2 separate regions of the Homo sapiens genome follow, and region 2 is linked to region 1. Evidence: read pairs that join two places in POLR2A ChIA-PET (ENCODE). Cell type or tissue: GM12878. All regions are shown on one strand.

Region 1 (4,000 bases):
AGCAGGAGGAGTGTGAATCCACACTCCCCGCTCATCTGCAATCCTCAGGGCACCTTGCTACGTGGCCTCGAGCCAGTTTTCAGAGGAGAACATGGAGGATTGGAGAAGCTGAGCTTCCTGCCGTAGCTGTCCTCACTGCAGGTGACAAACAGAGGCTCCAGTACCCCCTGCCTCCCCTGCCTTGTGCTGCCTCGGGGCTGTGCAAGAATGTCCTCTGTAGATAGGATGTGATCTCATAAATGGCCCACCCCCCATCCCTGCTGACCAGAAGAGTCTATCAGCTACGAGGCAGACATACCTATGTTATGTGTTATGTGTTATGTGTAACATGTGCCAGCAGACATCAGAATCTGCGCTTCCTGTGTGCCACCGCAGGGGTCTTAGGGCGGGAAGACTGCACTGTGTGTTATAGAACCGGGGCTGCTTCCATCTGGGTTGAATGCTCCACAGGATGAGACCTGGGCAGGACCAGGGCACGTGGGACTCTCCCGGGTGAACTGGGGGTGGGTTCTTCCAGCTGAGGGGGAATTAACCAGAGTGGAGGGTCCGGGGGAAGGGGTGGATGGAATCCCCGGGCTGATCTTGCAGCAGTGAGCAATCTATTGGGTTATCGCTCCCAACCCTTGCTCCTCCATGCGCAGGATGCTGGGTGACTCTTAGCGCTGCGTTTCCCACTGGTTCAGCTCTTGGGAAAAGCATCCTCCCACCACACAGGCTTGTGCTGGACCATGTGAAATGGGCTGTTCATCCATCAGAGTGTGAGTGGCCAGACACTGGCCATGGCTGAGCAGAGCCTTTGCATGTGAACTTGGGGCCTGGCCTAGGCTTCCTCACTTGTCTCACCACAGAATCAGTGCATTTCAGAAGGTGGCTGTCCTTCCAGCCTGGGTTCTGGATGAGAAGACATGAGTTACGCCAACCCAAGCTAAACCAAGCAGGTCCAGCCGACCCTGCCCCTGTCTTCACTTCATGTCTCAAAACAAGACAGAAGAGATCTTGGTGCAAGCCATTGACATGTTCAGGCTGTTTGTGGTCACAGCAAAAGGTGACAAATACAAATAATTTTGTTGAAAGTCTTCTTGTTTCTTCATGGCTTATCAGTTTTTCTTTTTCCTGGGTATACTTTTCATCCATTTTCTCATACGTGTAATGAGGGGTTGACTGATGTCATTTATCATAGCCTCCAGTTCTCCAATTCTCCATTCTGTGTTTCTTACAGATGCCAGTGGGTACAGGTGCAGAAGTAGGTGCCATCCTGTCGATGTCTTCTGGGGGGACCTTGTATCTTTGAGCATTCAGTATGAATGTCTAACAACTGGAGTCGCAGAGAGCAACTGAGTGCAAAGAACTAAGTGCTTGGAAACCTCTGGACACCTTGGACACAGCTCTAGTTACCTGCAGCCCCTTTTATGCCTTGCTAGAGAAGCCTAGATCTCTGCAGCAGACATGGGTGAACATGTGGAAGCCACCTGTGACTCTCAAGCTCTGTCTCCCGACTCTGGTCTGCATCATCAGTATGGAGGACACAGGCACCCACCTTTCCCCCACTGGGCTCAATTTCAAGTCAATGTCCTGCAGGACTGCTTCTGACAGGTGGGGCCTCCTTACCTGCACACTCATGCAGGAAGGCTGGTAATTGTAAGCTGAGCTTCTGGTCTCTGCATGGGAGAAGGGCTGCACTGGTCTCTGAGTACCTGCACAGGTGTCTCTCTCATTTCTCTTTCTCTTCCTCTTACAAGAAGCAAGAGAAGTTGGTTTCTCTTTCTTTTTTGGAGGCTGCAATTACAGATTTAGAGGGAAACTTGAGATGAAAAGCAAAGCTCCCCTGTCCTTTTATTCCTCACCACACACAAAGCAGCTTAGAGTAGTGGGACTCCAGCTGCATTTCTCAAGAGGGCACTATTGGCATTTGAGGGGTACACTCTGTTGTGTAGGAGTGTCTCATGGTGTGTGGTGTCCCCAGGCTCCAACCTACCCTGTGCCCACAGAGTTACTTTGGTGGGCAGAAGAATCCCTCCCTACCAGCCAGCAAAGATGTCCTTCTCTTCAGAGCCTGTGAGTGTGTTGGGTTCCATGGCCAGGACAGTTAAGGCACTGAGTGGGATTAAGGTTGTAATCAGTCGACTTTACAATAAGGAGGTGTAGTCGTCTGTCTTCACACCGCTGTAAAGAACTGCCTGAGACTAGGTAATTTGTGAAGAAAAGAGGTTTAACGGGCTCATGGTTCTGCAGGCTTGACACGAAGCATGACTTGGAGGCCTTAGGAAACTTACACTCATGGTAGAAGGTGAAGGGGATGCAAGGACCATCTTCACATGGTGGCAGGAGAGAGAGAGGGAGGGGGAAGGGCTACACACTTTTAAACCATCAGATCTTGTGAGAACTCACTCACTCACTATCAATGAGACCAGCAAGGGGAAAATCTGCCCCCATGATCCAATCACTTCATACCAGGTTCTTCCCTTAACATATGGGGGTTAAAATTTGACATGAGATTTGGGTAGGGCCATAGCCAAACCACATCAGGAGGTTATTTTGGATTATGCAGGTGGGCACAATGTAACACAACATGCCAAGGACCCTTAGAAAGCAAGGGGAAGGCAGGAGAGGCAAAGTCAGAGAGAGAGAGAGAGATGTGAGGACAGAAGGAGAGGCTAGAGTGATGGGATTTCTAGCTTTGTGGATGGAGGAGGGGCCGGGAGCCAAGGAATGCAGCAGCTCCCAGAAGCTGGGAAAGGCAGGAAGCCAATTCTCCCCGCAGCCCCCAGAAGGAGTGCAGCTTTGCAAACAGCTTGATTTTAGTCCCATGACACTCACTTCAGAGTTCTCACCTTCAGAATTTATGGACTGAGTGTGTGTTGTTTAAGCCACTGCATTTGCAGTAATTTGCTACAGCAGCAAGAGGAAGCTGGAGAACACAGTTATCCAGGTGTTGTGACACCGAAAAACACCCCCTCACCTTTCCTAATGATGCCTGGGTGAGTGGCCATCCCCGTGAAGAGCCGTTCCGCTCAGTGTTGCAAAGGTAAAGGGTGAGGAAGGATCTGGGCAGCAGGGACAGAATGCCTTTGTTTGGCCATGCTGCTGTTAGAGTACCATAGGGATTTGATGGCCAGGGGACACCTCAGAAGCCTCAATAGGTACAGTATTGGGTTTTCAGGTAAACTAACACTAGAAGAGTTATTTATGCAATCAGCCAATCATTCAGTAACCATGTACCGAGTACCTTCACTGTGCTAATCAATGAAGAACAAAAAGAGAAATGACAGTCCCTATCCTAGAGACACCTCCAAGGGAGACATCCAAACAGATACTGATATGACAACATGACACTTTATATAAGGGTGACTACCAACATTGAGTGCTTGATGGGGGCCAGACACAGCACTCAGTACTTCACTCGCATCACCCCCAAGAACCTGAGAAAACAAATGGCACCCGAGTGGTAGATGTGGGAGCCGTGATGCAAAGCCAGGTGCATTCGTGCAAAGCTAAGATGCTGTAACAGAGACCTCAAATGTCATCACAGTAGCTAACAAATGGGGATGCCATATTCTAAGTGTTTTACATTTATTACTTCATTTGATTCTCACAACAAACCCAGGTGATACGTGGACTCAGTGTCCCCAGTGCAGTGAGGAGAATTCTGGGGCACACGGAAATGAAGTCATTTGCCCAAGGCCATACAGTTATTAAGTGGTAGGGCTAGGATTTGAACTCAAAAGGTGAGCCCCAAGTCCCTGATATACCCATTATGTCATACTATTGATACTATCTTCCTAACTGTCCTAAAACATTGCCTTGTTTTTCTCTCACTCAACTGTTCTGAGATAAGTAATCCATTTAGGTGGAGAATCTCTGCTCCACTGGGCATTCTAAGATCCATGTTCCTTCCAAACCATTGCTCCTCCATCCTCAGGGGCTCTACTGGCTGATACAGTTGCCGCTGGTGACATGTGACTATTTTAATTTTAATTAATTTAAATACATTTAAAGACAA
Region 2 (4,000 bases), 440 kb before region 1:
ATGAGCCTGCAACAATATTTAATTGCATTTCAGCTCATTGAAAACTGGCTCAAAGAGAACAAAATGATGGCAAAGGGTGTTTCATCGTCTGAGGTGTGTGCATATCATTTTACCATTTTGTCATGTTATGGGGTTGGGGGGAGGTGTGTAAACCTGCCCTTGCTGGCAAATGGAAGTTCAAAGACAGTGGGCATAATTTTCTTGCCTTGGAGATCAAGGAATTATGTGTTGAGTGTATGGAGTCACAAGATGGAAGCTCCCAGAGTCTTCTGTCTATGCAAGTGAGGAAGCAATTGTTGCTGTATTAAGCCACTGAGATTTCAAGACATAGCCTATTTTGTTATGACTCAGACACTGTGCAAGCTGTGTGTGCATGAATGTGCCTGTGTGTGCATGCATGTGTGTGTGCATGGTGGTGCATGTGAGAGTGTTCCTGTATGTGCATGCATGTGTGTGTGCATGGTGCATGCAAGTGTGAGAGTGTGCCTGTGTGTGCATGGTGTGTGCACGTGTGAGAGTGTGCCTGTATGTGCGTGCATGTGTGTGTGCATGGTGCGTGCACGTGTGAGAGTGTGCCTGTGTGTGCGTGCATGTGTGTTTGCATGGTGCATGCATGTGTAAGAATGTGTCTGTGTGTGCGTGTGCATGTGTGCATGCATGGTGCATGCATGTGTGAGTGTGCCTGCATGTGCATGCGTGTGTGTGCACATGGTGCGTACATGAGTGTCTGTGTGTGTGTGTGCATGTGTGTGCATGGTGCGTGCACGTGTGTATGTGTGCATGCGTGTGTGCATGGTGCGTGCATGTGTGAGTGTGTGTGTGCGTGCTTGTGTGTGCATGATGCGTGCATGTGTGTGTCTGTGCGTGCATGTGTGTGCATGGTGCATGCATGTGTGTGTGTGCATGCATGTGTGCATGGTGCATGCAGGTGTGTGTCTGTGTGTGCATGCATGCGTGCATGGTGCATGCATGTGTGTCTGTGTGTGCGTGCATGTGTGTGTGTGCATGGTGCATGCATGTGTGTGCATGCCCGTGTGCACATGCGAGTGTCCGTGTGTACATGTATCTGATTATGGAAAGTCTACCTGAAAACCTGTGCGCTAGAGCTTAGCCAGAACCACTTCATACAATGATTCTAATGCTAGGGAAAAACCCATTTGCTGTCATTTTGGTTCTCTTTGAGCCAGTTTAATGAGCTGAAATATAATGAAGTTTTGTTATGGGCTTATCTGGGGTCTCCTGGAGGGTGCCAAGGGTCCTTTCTTACTCTGGGCTCCCTGGAGTTCAGTCACACCAACTGAGGAGCCCATCCTCTCTGGCTCTAGCGTGCCTGGGTCCCTTCTTTGGGGAATTCTCTTCCTAATCCATTTGTCCGTGGGACTGGCAGTTACCTCTCCCTGGTATTGTGTTGAGTTCATAACAGGCTGAGGAAATAGCACCAGAGCACCCATAGCACTCACTCTCGGAGGGCATTTGACCACCACTGGGAGGTCACTGGAGCAGCTCCCTGGACTTTTCCCTGGAGTTGGATGGGAAGGCGAGCTTACTCTCATGATTTGACCTACCAGCTTCTAGGGTAGGGCTGTCAGAAGCAACTTTTACCACCTGAACATTGTTTCATTGTAGTGAGGAACAATGAGACTGACCTGAAAAGCAGAATGGAGATGGCAGAGACATGAGGTGGCAAGGGATGGAGGGGGCATCCTGAGGACAGTGCTTTAGTCTCTGGGCTCAGCTCTTGGGACACTCACCTTGGTCGTCCCACTTAGGCGAGCTTCAGTTAGTCAATGTTGGGTTTCTGTCACTTGCCAGGAGCCTTGGCATTTAAGGCAGAATTTGTTTACTCTTAAATTAAGCAGCTCTACAAGTTTCATTTCATTTCATTGCTCATGATTTTCATCCCAGTTTCACTTCATTGCTCTGCTCTCTCAGGATGAGTCGTTGGCAGGGGAGAACTCTCCTTTCTGTAGTGGAATGAGTCAGTGTGGTGCCTGGATTGGCCCAACCGAGTGTGGGAGCAGATGCTCTCACTTGGACTGTACATCATCTTGAGTAGGTCAGTCAGCCTCCTGTGCCTCAGTTTCTCTATGTCCACAATGAGAATGTTAGCACCTTTCTCCTAGGTTCATCGTGTTGACTAGCTGGGCTAGTGTTCTAAAGCCCTTCAAACAGTTCCAGACACACAGTCAGTTCTGCTTCATTAGTAGCTGCTATCATTATGGTTTCCACGACAACATGCCATCTGACCCTATTTATGCCATCCTCCCTGGCCTGGGAGCCAAGGTCACGGTAGAACACCTGATGAGTCATGCCTAAGTTTTTGGCATCTTTAACCAAGACAGAGATCAGTAATCAAAAGTAAAAGTATTCAGTAAAACAGATGAATCCACATACCATTTTTGAATGTTGAAATATGTTCATCAGAACAACTTTAAAGGTAAATTGGGTCGAGAGCATGATTTAGTACAAAGGTCAGTAAAGTATGGCCCATGGGTCAAATCCAGCTGTCACCTGTTTTTATAGAACCCATGAGCTAAGAATCATTCTTACACTGTTAAATGGTTGAAAAAAAAAATCAAAAGAATGTTAACATTTTGTGACATGTGAAAATTATGTGAAATTGACATGTGCATATGCATGAAGTGTATTAGAACACAGCTGCCCCCTCTGCTTGCATCTCGTCTCTTGCTGCTTTTGGGCTACGATGGCAGAGCTGGGTTGAATTGTGGCCCACGGTGCAGAAAATATTTACTTTCCGCCCCTTTTACAGAAATGTTTGTTAACCACAATTTAACTCTTTTTAGCTTAATTCTTAATTTTCCTTTGTCCCTCTAAAATTTCAGACTTTCAGGAATTGAGGGGTAAACTTGAAACACGGGTTTGTAAGTGAGGACACTACAGCGCTGGCTTCATATAAGACATACAGGCAAACTCATGATCCTCACTCATTTCATTTCAGATGAAAACTGCTTTCCAGTGACAATCAGAAGGGGAAAGGTTGAACTGTCATTTTTCTGAGAAAAATAACATGGAATAAAAGGGCCTACATTCTCTTTCCTACATTCTCATCATTCTACAGTTATTTGGGGTTTTTATCTCTCCCACTTGATGTATATATTCATAAAACCTCAGGAAGAAACATGATCAAAAGTAAAACTGAAAGGAAAAAAACATAAAAATGTTCCTTGGTTTTGTTATGTTTTCGTCAAACTCAACGTTTAGTGAGTTGTTTTTATTTTCCTTTCCAATTGTATTTATAGGCTTCGCTCTTCTCCCTGATTTTTTTTTTTTTTTGCCTTTTTGCAAAACATTCCCTGGAGGAACAGCATGAATCAAGACAAGCTCTTTATCTTCTGCTGATTTATATAAAAATAGACAGCATGCATGGGCTTTTGCATGCTGTTTCATGAAATGCTCTTGTTTTTATCATTGTAAACTTCTGGGGCTCTGAAAAAATGATAAGGAAACGAGTCCTATCATCACCTCCCGAGAGTCAGCATTTGTTTCAGTTTCTCCATGTGATCTGTGATGCAGAGGTCTGGCTCTCCTGTGGGTGGGGCTTAGAGAAGAACCTCTGTGATACACAGGAGTGAAACGTTACTTAGCAGATGCAGCCTCACGTTTCCGTGATACTGTAATCATCTAACACCAGGAGAATCCCATAGAACATTGACATCAACACTAGGGGGTTTGCCCTTGTGGGGAAGAATCTAAGGTAACATCATGAGGACTCTAATAAATGCAATGGTGTTTAATTATGGTTTAGGGCTCTGACATGATGCAGAGCCCATTATGGACAAGTCTCTGGCTGAAAGTCCCTGCAAGAGGGATGGATTCTCAGAAAGCAATTTGTCATCATCGTTTTGCCCTTGGAAGTGAAACCCAAGAGCAACTGGGATTCCCCCGGTGCTCTCCTGGAGCGTCTTGGCCCCATTCTGTTCTCTTCCAGCATCTTTCATCTCCCATCTTCCCTCCTTCAGGGGCTCATTTTCAGAATTTT

Evidence for each region. ChIA-PET counts read pairs that join two places held together with the same protein. Peaks named below come from ENCODE experiments on the same cell type or tissue, not always from the same donor. Only the 100,000 strongest peaks of a DNase experiment are listed, where the experiment ranks them.
Region 2: POLR2A ChIA-PET joins it to region 1 with 6 read pairs; 2 of 35 experiments call an interaction of 5 or more read pairs at or near these places.

The regions. Positions count from the first base shown.
Region 1 is chr5:6,391,483-6,395,482 of GRCh38, reverse strand. No RefSeq gene overlaps it. Among named protein-coding and RNA genes, the nearest start is that of MED10, 15 kb to the right of the region's middle. In GM12878, no CTCF peak of the experiment used is centred here; no DNase peak of the experiment used is centred here.
Region 2 is chr5:6,827,562-6,831,561 of GRCh38, reverse strand. MIR4278 (microRNA 4278) reads left to right here and starts at 3,641; the gene lies at 3,641-3,709. It overlaps LOC105374641 (a long non-coding RNA gene), which reads right to left and starts at 1,799. Exons shown (of 3, transcript XR_925740.3): 1 at 1,752-1,799. RefSeq lists enhancers at 733-1,234, 3,432-3,581. In GM12878, no CTCF peak of the experiment used is centred here; DNase peaks (open chromatin) are centred at 1,901 and 3,521; H3K4me3 peaks cover 1,746 bases; H3K27ac peaks cover 530 bases.